Linked DNA regions of Homo sapiens: region 2 is linked to region 1. The links are chromatin loops, found by intact Hi-C in ENCODE. Cell type or tissue: B cell. All regions are shown on one strand. Each heading gives the region's core, and the rest is flanking DNA. Links, peaks and the distances in the headings are about the cores only. Region 1 holds the start of LOC107985876. Region 2 holds the start of LOC124907755 (a long non-coding RNA gene).

Evidence for each region. A loop is a pair of places that touch in the nucleus more often than their neighbours do. Peaks named below come from ENCODE experiments on the same cell type or tissue, not always from the same donor. Only the 100,000 strongest peaks of a DNase experiment are listed, where the experiment ranks them.
Region 2: a loop joins it to region 1, with 6 times the contacts of the local background. A loop is called at or near these places in 3 of 110 quality-filtered maps.

What each region holds. Positions count from the first base shown.
Region 1 is chr2:43,102,012-43,110,338 of GRCh38, forward strand. LOC107985876 reads right to left here and starts at 434. Exons shown (of 3, transcript XM_047446566.1): 1 at 24-434. LINC02580 (long intergenic non-protein coding RNA 2580) reads right to left here and starts at 434. Exons shown (of 2, transcript NR_151714.1): 1 at 24-434. RefSeq lists a silencer at 4,228-4,277. In B cell, for the core only: CTCF peaks have their summits at 4,113 and 4,313; DNase peaks (open chromatin) are centred at 4,130, 5,310, 5,910 and 7,510; H3K4me3 peaks cover 453 bases; H3K27ac peaks cover 5,429 bases.
Region 2 is chr2:43,171,049-43,179,375 of GRCh38, forward strand. LOC124907755 (a long non-coding RNA gene) reads right to left here and starts at 4,527. Exons shown (of 2, transcript XR_007086298.1): 1 at 3,004-4,527; 2 at 431-740. RefSeq lists enhancers at 1-88, 3,155-3,234, 6,785-7,311, 7,312-7,836 and a cis regulatory region at 7,577-8,327. In B cell, for the core only: no CTCF peak of the experiment used is centred there; DNase peaks (open chromatin) are centred at 3,563 and 4,183; H3K4me3 peaks cover 2,714 bases; H3K27ac peaks cover 5,103 bases.

The DNA of each region.
Region 1 (8,327 bases), core at 274-8,273:
GGATTTGCGGGGGGTTCTCCTACCTGCTCCATCAGAGGCACTGTTGAGTGCAGGCCCAGAGGCCCCACTGGTTTTATGCCAGGGTTGGTGCCCAGAAGAGCTCCAGCCAGGGCTTACTGGATGGGAGCAGCATCTCCTGACTCCAGGGTCCAGGCCTTCTAGGCTGCATTCCCCTTCAAAGTCCAGTGTCCTCCCCAGGCCCGGGAGAGGCCCAGGTCCCAGGTCGGCAGTGCTGGTCTTCACCTTTGCCACTGAACCCGAGGAAACGAGCACCCGTCTATTCCTCCTCCCAAAGCTGGGAGCAGTTGTGAAGAGCCGCCATAGATTTCCAAAACCTCAGCATCCTGAACGCCTCCCAGAGCAAGCAGAGGCCTTTCCAAAACACTTCCCCTCCGAGCCCGTCTTACTGAGACATTCTGTCCCTCGGCTATACTCTGGAAAATGTTCCCTCAGCCTAAGACTGCCAGTCCCAAGCAGGACCACAGGCCTCAGAGCCAGACCGCACCACAGGGCCTGGCTCCTCCAGGCAAGTCAGGGAAAGGAAGCTGCCTGTATTTTCAGAGGAGCCCAGGCTTGCCTCCAAGGCCCAGAGAGGGTGCCCAGCCAAGCTCATTTCTGCTGCTACCACGCCATGCAAGACACTGGAAAGCCAACATCACACGACATTCACATCTGTGGGTGGAAGAATGTGCAGAAAACTCGAGAACAAAGTAGAGGGAAGGAGAGCACAGAGTTCAGCCAAGCCTCTAAGGGGACAGACCAGCTGTCCAGTAACAAGCAGACTCAAGCATAGCTGCGGAAGTCAACAGATTTTCCCTGGGGGACCCTGTGACCTAGGCAGCCCCCAACAGCCAGGCCACCAGCACAGCATCAAGCAGAAAACCAATCCAGCTCTCTCTCCCATTAAATCAGCTTTACTTAAGATATAGAATGACCCAATACTGTCTGAAAATGAAATGCCCAAGGCTCAGCTAAGAGGAAGCCAGACTACGTAAAAGAATGTCCTTGAAATATAAACTGAAGTATTTAAGGGTAAAGGGGCAAGATTTCTCTAAATTTTTCTCAAATGATTTCATAAATGTAAATAATTGGTGAATCTGGGGAAAGGGTATACAGGAATTCCTTAGTCTTATAAACTTTCTGAAGTTGGCAATTTAAAAAACAAAACGGCAGGCAGCAGACATGCCAAAACATGATAGCACTGATATTCCAAATGCCATACCCAGTGAAGGGACTCAACTCTTCTGTTACCTTCCCCCTGCAACACACAGTCACACTCACACTCAAAATACTTGGAACCGCACGCTTAAGATCTGTGCATTTCATTTCCCTGTTATACCTTATATTTTATTACATATTATTAAAAATAAAATATTTGAACTGGTAAAATGCAGTCCAAAGATGCATGCATCTTTCACTGTCTTCTGTCATAGCAATTTGTGAACCCAAGTCAGGCCCAGCGTCCTTAAGGGGAAAGCCAGTGTTGTTTACCTCTGAATCCTACTGCAGCTAGCAATGTACTTTGTAAATGGTAGGCATTTAACCAAACCTAGAATCCAATCATTTGCCATGGAAGGTTTCTAGCTCTAAGTGAGGTGGAAGGAGGAAGGGAAGGGGGTAGATAGCCAAATGGAAGAAGAAACCAAGAAAGACGGCAGAGTCCACATGGATTTTCCAGTCCAACACACTCATGTCAGAACTAATTTTTTTTGTTTTTGTTTTGGGGTGTTTTTTTTTTTAAGACACGGTCTCACTCTGTCACCCAGGCTGGAGAGCAGTGGCACAACCTCGGCTCACTGCAACCTTTGCCTCCTGGGTTCAAGCTATTCTCCTGCCTCAGCCTCACGAGTAACTGGGATTACAGGCGCGCGCCACCACACCTGGCTAATTTTTTGTATTTTTAGTAGAGGCGTGGTTTCACCATGTTGGGCAGGCTGGTCTTGAACTCCTGACCTCAAGTGATCTGCCTGCCTTGGCCTCCCAAAGTGCTGGGATTACAAGCGTGAGCCACCATGCCTGGCCAATTTTTTTTTTTTTTTCAAGGTTAGTTAGTGGTCAGGCCCACCTAGTGGTTACCAGAGTCAACAATGGACTTATTAAACTTTGCCTCATTCTCTGAGTGTTTTGTGTATATGAATATAGTCTCTCCAGCAAGACCACAGAGGTAAGGGCCTTTCCTCTCCCTACCCTCCCACGGCCATCCTCATGAGCTTAATAGAGACACAGACCCGTGATATGCCCTTAAGTGCCTCTACCAGACTCGAAGCTCCATGAGGGCAGGGCTGTGTCTTGTTTGCTCTCTTCCGCATCCCCAGCACTTAGCACAGCGGTTGACACATTGTTGGTGACTAGTACATAATAGTTAAATCACGGAGTGAATGAATGGGAGTTTTGTTGAGTTTAATTGAGTTTAGTTGAGTTGGGTTGAGTGGGGTTGAATTGAGTTGGGTTGGGTTGAGTTGAATTGGGTTGAGTTGGATTGGGTTGAGTTGAGTTACCTTGTTCCCCAGGGTACACTGAGCAGGCTCTTTGGGAGTCATGCTTCTGACATCAGATGCTCAACCACAGAGTCAGAACCAATGCAAACCTCCCCTCTTTGCTTTAACTCCCACCCTCAGAGTAGATCTCTCTGGCTGCTGAATCTATCACCAAAGGTGGTGGAGCTTTCTATGGCCAGTGTAATACGATCAAAGTTAGGATAAGGTCTTCTTCTCATGGTCCTTTTGGGTGGGGCTACTTTGGGAAGAGGAGCTTTGCTAAAGCACTTTTCTGGTGAAGGCAGGATCTTCTGTAGGAAAGCTCTGGATTGAAGTTATGGTACCACCACCCCCCACCTCCGCCACCCCATCACTCTATCCCCACATATACAGTAGGGACAAGGCTAGGGCATGGGGGGCAGCAGAGAGCAGCACCCTGCAGGTGCCAGTGACTGAGGGAGAGCAGTAGGCCTGAGGGAAGCAGTGGGAGTGTGACCCACGATCAGCAGGAGCTCAATGTTTCTCCCTGATGCTTGGGGCAGGGCACTTGTGATAGGGCAGGGGAGGTACATCTCCCTGTCATTAACAGGAACAGGAGCCTGAGGCATGGGGATCTTCAGTCAGGCTCTCTGAGGTCTTCCAGCCTCCAACCCCTGGGCTAGGAGCCTTGTGTAGCAATCTTCCTGTTGCTACCATGGAGACCTGAGCCCCAGGTCAGCCCTGGGAAGGGTTGGGTGCATTCCTGGCCATAGGGATGGTGCATTTCATTCAGGCTGTCCAGATGTTTATGTCCCCCCCAAATTAATATGTTGAAATCTTCACCCCTAAAGTGATGAAGGTAGGAGTCGGGCCTTTGGGAGGTGATTAGGTCCTGGGGGTGGAGCCCTCATGAATAGGATTAGTGCCCTTATATTATGCCCTGAGACAGACCCCTAACCCCTTCTGCCATGTGAGGTTAGAGTAAGAAGTCACCATTTATGAGGAGATCGCCCTCACCAGACACTGAATCTGCCGGCCCCGTGATCTTGGACTTCCAGCCTCCAGAACTGTGAGAAACAAATGTCTGCAGTTTACAAGCCATCCAGTCTATGATATTAAATGTCTGCTGTTTATAAGCCATCCAGTCCATGATATTTTGTTATCGTAGCCTAAATGGACTCAGATATCAGATATATTTCTGTATAGCTTGGGGGAAGGAAGAGTTCCTCCTCTCACATCCCCTTCTGTGGGCTGGACTATGTTGAGAAAACCTCCACGTTTCCAGCACCTCTCACCATCTCCCTGCACCCCTTTAGAGGAAACCCCTTCCTGGGCCTTCAGGGCATGGCTGGGCATGCTCCCAGCACACTTCATGTTTGCTTCCAACCTAAGAAAGGCCAGGCTTCCCAGCTGGGAGCTCTTTTCCCTCCCCACCTCCCCCTTTCTTGTCTGTCTGCCTCCCTTTCACACTCCCCTATCTCCATCCCCTCAAACCCAAGAGTTTCCACAGTGACAACATGTGGGCCCCAAATCAAACCCCTGTCCACAGGTCCTGCCTGTGTCCCTCCTCCTCCTCCTCTAGCTCCCCAGCCTGGCCACCCTTGTCAGCCCCACCCTCACTCCCACACCCCCACCATTCCTCCTTGTGGACAACTTTCTAAATGCAGCCACACTTCCCCTTTTGAGCCACAGGGCCTATAAAACAGCTGCAGACAGTCAGCGGCACTGCAAAAGTCCTCTTGCCAAGTTTGGCTGAGACCAATACCCTCTAACTCTAGCCATTGCTTCCCCACTACCAGGCACTGAGAGAACAGGCTCCTTTTCGAGTAAACAGTGGGGAGACATCATGTTCCCAACATTCTAAACTAAAGAGGACTCACTGAGGGGCCCAGCCAGTGGGAGGAGGCAGCCCAAAGCCTAGCCTGGCTTCCCACACCCCCAACCCTGCCAGTGCCCTGTGAGACCCTGACTACTCCACCCCCTCCAGTCTTCTGTTTTGCAGGATGAGGGGTAGCTTGGTTGGTTTCCTGGCCCTTTCTGAGTCTAAAACTCCACAAATCTGTCACTTCTCCTTAGGGTGCTCCTGCCCAGTGCCTGGAGAGGGAAGGGGCTTTGCTGAGAGACATGCTGCCACCTGAGGGTTGTCCAGACACGAACTCAGTCCCCCACCTGCCTTCTGTGCTCTTTCTGCAACACTCTGGCCTCAGTGAAACAGTAGCTCTCAGTCCTGGCCACATAGCAGAATCACCCAGGGAGATTTTACAACATCTCAATCCCCAGCCACACTCCAGACCCATGAAATCTGAATCGTGGGTTGGGGCCTGGAAATCAGTCTGTTTGGAAAGTTACCCAGGTGATTCTGCTAAGCGGTCAGGGTTGAGAACCACGGTGGGAAAGGCTTCCAGGAAGTAAAGATGAAGCTATAAGCCAGAGGTGATACATTTCCGTCCCACATTCTCCGCTGAGAAGGATCTTGAGGCTGGTAGGAAGAGATCTGGGATGAACTAGGCATGTCTGTCAGGGATGGGTAGGGAGTGGCTGTGGCCTGAACTAGGTATTTGTCCTCGGGCTTTGGTGGCTCAGAGGTCCTGCCCTGAGGATGCAGGAGAGGACCAGCCTCCAGGCACTGGCTCATTGGCCGGCTTGCTTCCTCCCAAACCTCCCACCTCCCAAGTCTCATTATGGCCCTTGAAGTCAGACAGCCCCAGGGCTACCGTCCAGGAACTGGAAACCAACCTCAGCCAGAGCCAAGAGGCCCCAGGTCAGCCCCAGCCCTCCAAGGGCTTTGTGTAGATTGAAAAAAGGAAAATAGAGAAGGGAAACCAAAGCAGGGCAGAATGCAGTGAAGGAGAAAAAGACAAGAGAAAGGGGAAGGACCCTGAGGTCAGAGAGTCATGTGAATGGCATTTAGGGAACAAAACCTGGCTCCTCTCCATCCATCATCCCCTGGGCCGGGAGAGAAGCACTCTTCTGCCAGGGTCCAGGGCACAGAGATCCAGGCCAGAAAATCCAGATCCAGAAATCTGCCCAACCATGTGTCTGTGAGCACCATGCAGAGCCAACAGAGGAGCCTCCTCGCACAGACACCCTCAGATCCCCACCTCTTCTTCTCACCAGAGCCACAGCCTCCTGTTGGACATTTAAGCGAAATCACTTGGTCATTCCTCAACCAAAAAAAAAAAAGAAAAAAAAAAACACATTAAATCCAGTTCCCAAGACACTTGGCATCACATCAGGGTGACCTGGGTGATGCTGCTGTCGAGCTGCATGACCTGGAGTGAGCCACCTCCCTTCCCTGCCCGGGCCTCAGGGCCTGACCTTGCCTGCCTGCCTGCGAAGTCATATTTGAATGGAAGGGACACTGCTGTAGCCCAGGGGTCAAGAGCCTGGGCTCTGGAGACAGAGGCCTGGACCTGGCTCACCACTTACTAGCTGTGTGAGCATGGGCAGCTATGGCTGTGAACTTCTGCTTCCTCATCTGTAAGGCAAGAGTTAGCAGACTGATGACAGAAAAGGAGAAGAAAACACAGGCCACACCAATGTGGGACTCATATTTAGAAAACACAAGGACTGGCCAGGTACGGTGGCTCATGCCCTGTAATCCAAGCACTTTGGGAGGCCGAGGTGGGTGGATCACCTGAGGTCAGGAATTCAAGACCAGCCTGACTAACATGGAGAAACCCCGTCTCTACTAAAAATATATAAATTAGCCAGGTGTGGTGGCGGGAGCCTGTAATCCCAGCTACTCAGGAGGCTGAGGCATGAGAATTGCTTGAACCCAGTGGGTGGAGGTTGCAATGAGCCGAGATCACACCACTGCACTCCAGCCTGGGTGACAGAGTGAGACTCCATCTCAAAAAAAGAAAAGAAAAGAAAACACAAGGACTGCTCTTTGCAGATCCAAAGAAGATGGCAACTCCAATAGAAAAGTGGGCAAAGGATATGAATGGGGCAGTGAACAGAGCTGCAAGGATGTGTGCAAACAGGAGGACACACAGCAGATGCATCAGAGAGGCTTCTATTGGGAGAGGAGGGGAGTGAGGAAGGGGACAAGGGGATAGTGGTTCTCAGCCTGAGATGATTCTGCTCCCTTTCCCCAGGGGACATTTGGCAATATCCAGAGACATTTTTGGTTGTTACAGTGGAGGTGTGGGGGTGGGTAATATTGGCATGTAGTAGAGAGGCCAAGGATGCTGCCAAACATCCTACAATGTACAGGACAGCCTGCATAAAAGGAATGATCTGACTTGATATGTCAATAGTGCGGCCAATGAGAAACTCTGGGCAAAGTAAGTGGATAAGCAGACAAATGGGCCAGATGTGGTAGCTCATGCCTGTCATTCCAGCATTTTGGGAGACTGAGGAAGGAGGACCACTTGAGCTCAGGAGTTAGAGACCAGCTTGGGTAACATAGTGAGACCCCATCTCTACAAAAATATTTAAAAATTAGCCAGGCATGGTGTCATGCTCCTGTAGTCCCAGCTATGGGAGGCTGAGGTAGAAGGATAGCTTGAGCCCAGGAGTTCAAGGCTGCAGTGAGCTATGATCACACCACTGCACTCCAGCCTGGGTGACAGAGCAGGACCCTGTCTCAAACAAACAAACAAATAGATGCAGGGGCCTTGTACAAACAAATAATGAACATGTACCATGAGCTGAAGCACAGGACAAACTTAAATAAGTAAAATTAAATGGCAATAATAATGGTTCCTAAGTGGCACACAGTAGAGTTTTCAAGTAGTATTTGCTGCTCTATTGCTACTCTTTCGTTGAGGATCTGAACTGCTTGACCCTCTTCTGTTTGTTCCAGCAGCAAATTGTGGGCCTCGGTCCAGAGAGACTCCTGTCTTGCCCAGAGATGGAGGAGCAGTCACAGTGGGCAGCCCATCTCAAACCCCTGCACCAGTGGCCACATGAAGGGAAGGAGCAAAACATGGTTTAAAAAAAAAAAAAAGAAATGGGTAGGAGTGACTGAGTTGGGAGAGAAGAGGAAGAGAAAGGAGACACTGCAAGTTTCAATGTTTCACAACATTACAAAAATACCCCCCAAAGCCTGGGGGCCATGGGGAGAAGTGCAAATTGAGCAATGACTGCGGTTCTCTTTTCAAATTCATGGAAAATCCTCTTTTCACACCCCCTGGGTCAGTGAAGCCAGACCCTTCAGCATCACCACAGTGGCCTAGAAAGGGACACTTGTCCTGTCACCACCAGGCCCTACACCATCTCTCCCCTTGGCTGCCTCCTCCTTCTCTCACTCACCCAGACCAATTCTTCATTCCTCTTTTGTTTTCAGGATGAGGATGATTTTATTTACTTACTCCCACTCCGGTCCCACTAAAGCCCTGAAGCAATTGACAAGATACATACAAAATAATAATTATAATCTCATCTGTTAGAAACCAGCACCTGGAAAGTAATCATCTCCTTTAAAAACAGCCCAAGAGAACCTCTAAGATTCCTTTTTTTTTTTTGAGACAGAGTCTCGCTCTGTCGCCCAGGCTGGAGTGCAGTGGCACGGTCTCGGCTCACTGCAAGCTCCGCCTCCTGGGTTCACACCATTCTCCTGCCTCAGCCTTCCAAGTAGCTGGGACTACAGGCACCTGCCACCATGCCTGGCTAATTTTTTTGTATTTTTTTAGTAGAGACAGGGTTTCACCATGTTAGCCAGGATGGTCTCGATCTCCTGACCTCGTGATCCGCCCACCTCGGCCTCCCAAAGTGCTGAGATTATACGCATGAGCCACCGTGCCCAGCCTACTAGAGCCTCTAAGATTCTTAAGGATGAGTGCCCAATTTGGCTCAGAGCTTCCCAGCAACCCAAGTAAAGTGGGAATTGGGATTAGTTTCATGAATCACATTGCCCATAAGTCA
Region 2 (8,327 bases), core at 11-8,010, 69 kb after region 1:
AGCGCACTCCCTCCACGTCCCTGGCCGCAGATCTGTCCTGCTTTGACAAATAACCCGCTCAGCCTTCGGGTTTATGGTTTTTCCGTGCGCCTTCCTTCATGTGGTTGGGAACCAAGCTCTGGTCTCCAGAGCTGTGTGGGGCTGGGAATGGCGCCTGGACCTGCAGGGCTCCCCAAGCAACAGTGCAGGGGGACTGGAATCCTGCTCTCAGGGAGACAGGGCCCATCAGGGAACCACGTAGGAGGGCCAGCGCCGCATGCTAAAGGGGCATAGGCAAGGGAAGGGGTCTGCAGGGACAGTCTGCAGGAGCCAGGAGGGCTTCCTGAAGGAGGCTGAGCTTGAAGGATGGAGGGGCCAAAGGAGACCATTCCAAAAGCAGACAGCACCAGCCCACAGGATGGTGAGCAGCAACTGCAAGAAGAGAAGCTTGGGCACTCGTGGGTTTGTTTTTATTTTTGCTTTTAAATGTAATATTTGGGCCGGCTGTGGTGGCTCATGCCTGTAATCCCAGCACTTTGGGAGGCCGAGGCGGGTGGATCACCTGAGGTCAGAGTTTGAGACCACCCTGACCAACATGGAGAAACCCCGTCTCTACTAAAAAATATATATATATATTAGCCAGGCCCCAACTACTCGGGAGGCTGAGGCAGGAGAATCGCTTGAATCCAGGAGGCGGAGGTTGCAGTGAGCTGAGATCGCACCATCGTACTCCAGCCTGGGCAGCAAAAGTAAAACTCCATCTCAAAAAAAAAAAAAAAAAAAGTAATATTTGTTAAGCAACAACTGTGCCCTGTGCTAAGTAAGTCTCATGAGTTCATTATCTCATTAATTTTCACAAAAACTCGCAAGTACTGTCAACCTCATTTTATAGGTGACAATCCTGGGGCCCAGGAGATAAAGTAGCATGCCTTGGGGGAGAGCTGGTTAGTGGCAGAACAAGGATGGAAGCCCTGGCAGGCATCCAAGGCAGGATCCACATGTTAAAGAGAAACCACTACACTGCACATTCTGGTCAGTCACTGTTGGACTTTTGCATTTGAGCCAGGGCTACCCATCTGGTGTCCCTGAGTCCCTGGGTCTGCCCCAGGAGGGCCAAGGAGGAATCAACTAATTCCAGGGCTATCTGTCCCCTCAAAGACACAAATTTGCACATGCTGGGAGCCTCAAGCCCCTTAGGAATCAGCATCATCCACAAGCTGATGCCTCCCACATAAGGGAACACATTTTCTTTTTTTCTTTTTTTGAGTCAGAGTCTCACTCTGTTGCTCAGGCTGGAGTACAGTGGCTCAGTCTCGGCTCACTGCAACCTCTGCCTCCCAGGTTCAAGCAATTCTCCTGCCTCAGCCCCCCGAGTAGTTGGGATTACAAGTACCAGCCACCATGTCCGGCTAATTTTTTGTATTTTTAGTAGAGACGGGGTTTCACCATGTTGGCTAGGCTGGTCTCGAACTCCTAACTTCAGGTGATCCGCCTGCCTCAGCCTCCCAAAGTGCTGGAATTACAGATGTGAGCCACCACACCCAGCCAAGGGGACACATTTTCAAAAGTACTTAGGGCTGTTGAATAAAATATACACTCATCTAAAAGCATTGCATGCCGGGCACAGTGGCTCATGCTTGTAATACCAGCACTTTGGGAGGCCAAGGTGGGCAGATCACCCGAGGTCAGGAGTTCAAGACCAGCCTGACCAACACAGACAAACCCCATCTCTACTAAAAATACAAAAAGTTAGCTGGGCGTGGTGACGCATGTCTGTAATTCCAACTACTCAGGAGTCTGAGGCAGGAGAATTGCTTGAACCCCAGAAGCGGAGGTTGTGGTGAGCTGAGATCATGCCATTGCACTCCAGCCTGCGCAACAAGAGCGAAACCCCATCTCAAAAATAAATAAATAAATAAAATTTTAAAAAAATTAAAGCACAGATGAAGGTATCCTTGCAGATGGTCATTTGTCTTTTTTTTTTTTTTTTTTTTTTTTGAGACGGAGTCTTGCTCTGTCACCCAGGCTGGAGTGAAGTGGCACAATCCGGGCTCACTGTAAGCTCCACCTCCCGAGTTCACACCATTCTCCTGCCTCAGCCTCCTGCGTAGCTGGGACTACAGGCATGTGCCACCACGCCCAGTTAATTTTTTTTTTTTTTTTGTATTTTTAGTAGAGACGGGGTTTCACCATGTTAGCCAGGATGATCTCGATCACCTGACCTCATGATTCGCCTGCCTCGGCCTCCCGAAGTGCTGGGATTATGGGGGTGAGCCACCACGCCCAGCCCATTTGTCCTTTTTTTAATCAAAAGATTTTAAAAGTACAAGTACTGCCACAGAGTGCAGGTCTGCAAAGTGTTTCGACTCTACAAAAGAGTGTTTGTATTTTAAAAGTTCAGGAACCATTTTACGGACTAAGACACTGAGGCCCTAGGAGATAGGGCTTCTTGGCCAAGTTGCAGAGCCAGCTGGGGCCCAGGGAGTTTAATCCAAGTGGTGTGGGTCTCCCTTTCTCTCTGTTCAGGGAAGTGCCCCCTTCATCCCCTCAGAGAAGGGCCCCAGGACTGCAGGACAGGCCATGGGGGGTGCAACCTTGGGAGGCATGAAGCTTGAGGAACTGAAGGGCTAGGAGAAATTCAAGGGCTGGGCACAGTGGGTCACACCTATAATCCCAGCATTTTGGGAGATCAAGGCAGGTGGATCACCTGAAGTCAGGAGTTCAACACCAGCCTGGCCAACATGGTGAAACCCCGTCTCTACTAAAAGTACAAAAAAATTAGCTGGGCGTAGTGGCAGGTGCCCATAATCCCAGCTACTTGGGAGGCTGAGGCAGGAGAATGGCTTGATCCCAGGAGGCAGAGGTTGCAGTGAGCCGAGATTGCGCCATTGCATTCCAGTCTGGGCAACAAGAGGGAAACTCCATCTCAAAAAGAAAAGAAAAAGAAATTCAAAGGCAAGGTTAGACTGTCTCTTAACAGACTGGGGACAACCCCAAGAAATAAGAAGGCACCCCCAGCCTCACCTGTTATTTACTTCTCAGAGCCTTCTGTGAGTCCAGCATTTGCAGGTCCTGCCATGGAAGAAGCCGGCTCTGGGTGGACAAGCAGGAAGACAGGAGGGTGGCCCTGGGTATACCATACCACTGGGCTCATGATATAGACCCCCCCAGTGGAAGGAAGCAAAGGAAAGACATTTCTGGGACATTTAGTGTAGGCCCAGCACTGTGTTTTTACAAGCGAGTATTTTTGTTTTTAATCTCAACAACCCTATGACTCCCATTTATACAGATACACCTCAGACCAGTGAAAAGCAGTTAAAAGGCAGAGCCGGCACTTAAACTTGACCCCACAACGTGGCCTGATCTGTGTTCTGGGGGTCTCCCCAGGCGCCGAGCTGCCAGGAGAAGGGTTGCCAGAGGGAAAGAGGAGGAGGTGTTGGCCCAGCCCCCACAGCCCCAGCCCAGGCGAACATCCTCTCAGCCTGCCTTTATTGTTCACAAAACCGAAAAAGTGATGATGGTTTTCCTTCCTCTCTTTAAGAAAACAACAGAATCAAAACAAACAGAGAAGGGGAACTCCCCTCCTGTAGCTTTTGCCAGAAATGAAAGGAAGAAATAATCCCCGTCATGACCTGGGCCGCCTCACTGCTGCAACAGGGTCTGGGAGGGGAAGAGAAAAACCCCTGCCCCCCGACCATAAAACCCAGAGTTTCTGCTTCCTGATACTGATACAAGCTCAACCTCACCCCCAGCAAATCCCTCACTGTCCTCTGTCCATCACCTCACACCGAAGATCTGACACACACACACACACACACACACACACATACACACAGCTGAAGCAGCTGAAACTTCCCAAAGAGCTTTAGTAAATCCTAAGGAAGGGCAAAGAGGAAATAAAAACATACAAGTCCAGGAAATAAAAACAGCCCTCAAAATGCATTCCAGCATGTTTGACCCCCCATAGTCACTTCCCACTTGAGGCTCCCAGGTCCTACCCCATTTCTCACTCCAGAGCTACCTGCACTGAGGCCCCCAAAGGACTAGAATAGCCTCACAGGGTCCTTTCCAAGCTCTAGATTTGGGCTTGCCTGTATCTCAGCTGCCTCAACAATCAAAGTCTAGAGCAGCGTAGAGCTTATGGTAATACAGGACACCAGATCCCATCCTCACAGGAGCCCTCTCATTCATAACTTAATATAGCTTTTAATTCCAGATAGCTTGTGCTGATTGGCTCACTTGGAGTGACTGGCAGCCTTCAGAGATCACTCTGTCCACAGTACACAGGGTTGTGGCCTTAAAGGCTCAGCAAGGTCATCATTTCTGAGCCTACAGTAACAGCCCTGTGGTCTCACAGAATGGGACCACCTGGTCAGCCTCATTCTTTAACAGGGACTCTAGGGCCCATAGCACCTTTTGAAAACTTCTGGATAAATTAAGGAATTTGTCTGTGGTCTGGATTCAAGGTCAGCGGGAGAACAGTTTTTCTCCATTATTACTAATTAGCCTCAGCAAAGACTAAATGACTACTTAGTAATATACTCAGTACTGTACCTGGTCCTGTGGGAAATGTACATATGAAGATAGATGAGTCTCAAAGCCTCTCAGGGGCAAGAGAAGGATGGAGGCAGGGAGAGGTTTCTGCCTAAACAATCAGAAAAGAGTCTATATGAAAACTCCTCTAAGAGCTGTTGGAGGGTTGGAGGGGATAAGGCAGCATGTGTGACATTGCTAACTGTTTGAGGATTATGGACCACAATGACCTGAGCTCCCTGAGGTCAGAAAATGTCTTGCCCCTTTTGGGTCTCAGGACTGATAGGTCCTGCACTTAGGAGGGGCTCAATTGGCATCTGTTGGGTGAATCACCATTTTCTGGCTTCACTGGCAGCAGATGGTCAGAGGAGGTCAAGCAATGATTATTCTCCTGAAGAAGAGACCAGACCAGGGCTGAAGCCAGATCTTCTACCTCTCTGAGCAATCCCTTTTTCTCAGCAGCCTCAATGCCCCACTCAGCCTTCAACCTTTCTCAACTGAACAGCAAGATAGTTATCCTCCTTTGCATTGTGGCTTTTTTTTTTTTTTTTTCGAGACGGAGTCTAGCTCTGTCACCAGGCTGGAGTGCAGTGCGCGATCTCGGCTCACTGCAACCTCCACCTTCTGGGTTCAAGCAATTCTGCTGCCTCAGCCTCCCAAATAGCTCGGATTACAGGCACGCGCCGCCACACCCAGCTAATTTTTGTATTTTTAGTAGAGACAGGGTTTCACCATGTTGGCCAGGATGGTCTTGATCTCCTGACCTCGTGCTCCACCCAACTCGGCCTCCCAAAGTGCTGGGATTACAGGTGTGAGCCACTGTACCCAGCCTGCACTGTATTTTTAATATATTCTCCAAGTGGCCTCTGGAGTTATTGTGCCAAAACACAGGTCAGATTATGTAATTCCCTTCCTCAGAAGCCTTTGCTGGCTCCCCATTGCCTGATGAATAAAGTCCTGGCTCTTTAGCCTGGCAATTAAGGCTGTTACTGCTGCTTCTCCCATCCCTCCATCCCCTGGAACTGGAATAAGCAGAGTGGCTAAAGGCTCAGGCTCCACACACAGGCTCCTGAGTTAAGATTCTGGCTCCACTCCAGAGCCTCTTTCTGAGCCTCTGTTTCCTGTTTATAAAATGGAAATAAGAAGAATGTCCACCTGTGAGGATTAAATAAGGTAGGTTTTTTGTTTTGTTTTGTTTTGTTTTGTTTGTTTGTTTTTTGAGACAGGGTCTCGCTCAGTCATCCAGGCTGGAGTGCAGTGGCTTAATCTCAGCTCACTGTAGCCTCCCAGGCTCAGGTGATTCTCCCACCTCAGCTTCCAGAGTAGCTGGGACTACAGGCGTGCACCACCACACCCAGCTAATTTTTGTATTTTTTGTAGAGACTGTTTTTGGCCATGTTGCCCAGGCTGGTCTTGAACTTACGGGCTCAAGCAATCTGACTGCCTCGGCCTCCCAAATTGCTGGGATTATGGGCATGAGCCACCACGCCTGGCCAAACAAGGTAAGCTCTGCATAGAGATACAGTAGGCCCTCCCTATCCTCAGGCTCCACATCAATGGATTCAACCAACCACGGATGGAAAGTATACTAAAAACATGATAAAAATAACAATACAATGAAAAATGATACAACATTTTAAAATACAGCATAATAAATATTTACATAGCACCCAGGCCTAGTGGCACACGCCTGTAATCCCAACACTTTGGGAGGCTGAAGCAGGAGGATTGCTTGAGCCTGGAAGTTCAAGACCAGACTGAGCAACATAGAGAGATCGTAGCTGTACAAAAAATTTTTTTAATGAGCTGGGCGTGGTGGTGTGTCCCTGTAGTCTCAGCTAATCCAGAGGCTGAGGTAGGAGGATCATTTGAACCTGGGAGGTCGAGGCTGCAGTGAGCCATGATCAAGCCACTGCACTCCAGCCAGGGGCCACAAAGCAAGACCTTATCTCTACAGGAAAAAAAAAAAAAATACATAGCATTTACATTGTATTAGGTATTATAAGTAATCTAGAGATAATTTAAAGTATACCTGAGTCATTCATGCCTGCTTAGCCAAAAATAAAGTATGCAAGAAGTTAGGTGTGGGTTATTTGTAAATACTATGCCATTTTATATCACGGACTTGAGCTTCTGTGGATTTCAATATCCATGGGAGTCTTGGAACCAATCCCCCCGCCACAATACCCCTAGGATACAGAGGGAGGGACAACTGTTCACAGAGGAGCTCCCAACACTTGTTGGGTTTCCTCAACATTGCAAGGATGATAGTTTTGTCTTCTCCAATGGCCCAGGAAGCTTTTTGAGGGCAGGTACCATGTGATACTTGCCTTGTGTCCACACCCACACCACCCCCATTGTGGACCACTGGACCATTGTGGGAGCTCAGTTCTATGGACTGAGTGGTTCTGTAGACCCAACAGTGGATAGGGCCAAGACAGGGGGCCTGGGAGATTGTGGATATCATCACCCCCTGGCCCTGGTGCACTCATACTCAGTTCTTAAGACCCAGCTCTTTCTGACTCCTCCAGAAAGACTTCTCTGTCCCTCAGGCTGGGTCAGGCCCCTCAGCGTCCCACTGCACACATGGCAGATAAGTCTTGATCGATGTGCTGTGATAAAGCAGTTATCTGTGTGTACAGCTGGCTCCCCAAGAGACCGTGCCCTCCCTTCTCACTATTCTCTGGAGTCAGGCTCTGTAGCAGCCCAACATGGTTTTGATGAATGAATTAATAAATTTGCTCTGTGATCATGAGCAAATTCCCTCTGTCCTGTTCTCAACAACGGGAAGGCACTATCTTTACTAGATAAGTGAGAGGAAGGGGCCCGGAGGTGGAGGAGGCAGGGCCAGAGGAGGAATGGAGTGGCTCGTGACACCCACTGTGGGCAGATGGGATCTGTTAGGAGTGGCTTTGGCTCACTGGGGCAGGCCAGGGTGGAGAACTGTCACATACCCTGGTGTACCTCTGGCAAGGAGCTCTGGTGCCATGTGGGAATAGAAGTGCATGGTCCCTTGGCAAGGCTAACGTTTTGTTTTTAAAGAAGTCTGTGTTTCCAGCCTCTTCCTATCTAGTGACCTGGTCCCTGAGACCTGCCCACCCTCCCGGGCCATAGCACCAGCCATGCGACCTTGAACCGGTCACCACTCATCCCTGAACCTCCAAGTTCTCAGCTCTACTGACAGGGCTGCAGTGCCTTCATGGGCTGGTGCCTGCCTGGGAGGGAGCCCAGGGATAGAAGCCTGGTTCGCTGGCCACCTCCCGCTGGGGCGTTGGCCCAGGCTGCCAGGTTTCACGTTTCAGCTTTCAGAGTGTTTTCTTGTCTAGGGCACTTTCTATTTTTCAATACTTTTCCTATCACAGCCAAACAACAAAAAAGGAAATTGGTTGAGCCTTCTGAAGACCAAGGTCTGGGAGGGTGGGGGTGGGCAGAACCCACCATGGGAAAAGCTGGAGTCAGGGCTGAGGGAGGAGAGGCCTCTCCACCCGATTCCCCAGCACCCCTGCTCCCCTTCCTCCGGGGCTGACTCATTGTTTTGCAACAAACAGCCGGCAGCCAGGTCCCAGCAGTTTCTCAAGCCTGGCCCCCAGGCTGGCTGGGCTCAATCCTGGCCCTCCCAACTGCCTGGCCAGGCCCTGAACGATTGAGTTATCTCCACTCGCATCCCCTTTGTTTGGGGCGGCTACTTGCCCACTCAAGGTAAACAAATTCTGGGCCTGTGTGAAAAGAAAGGAACGGTTATCTCTGAGGCCCTCAGCGGCCTGGCTGGGGAGCAAGACTTTCAGAGGCTTCTGTCTCCAAAGAGAGGAGGGATT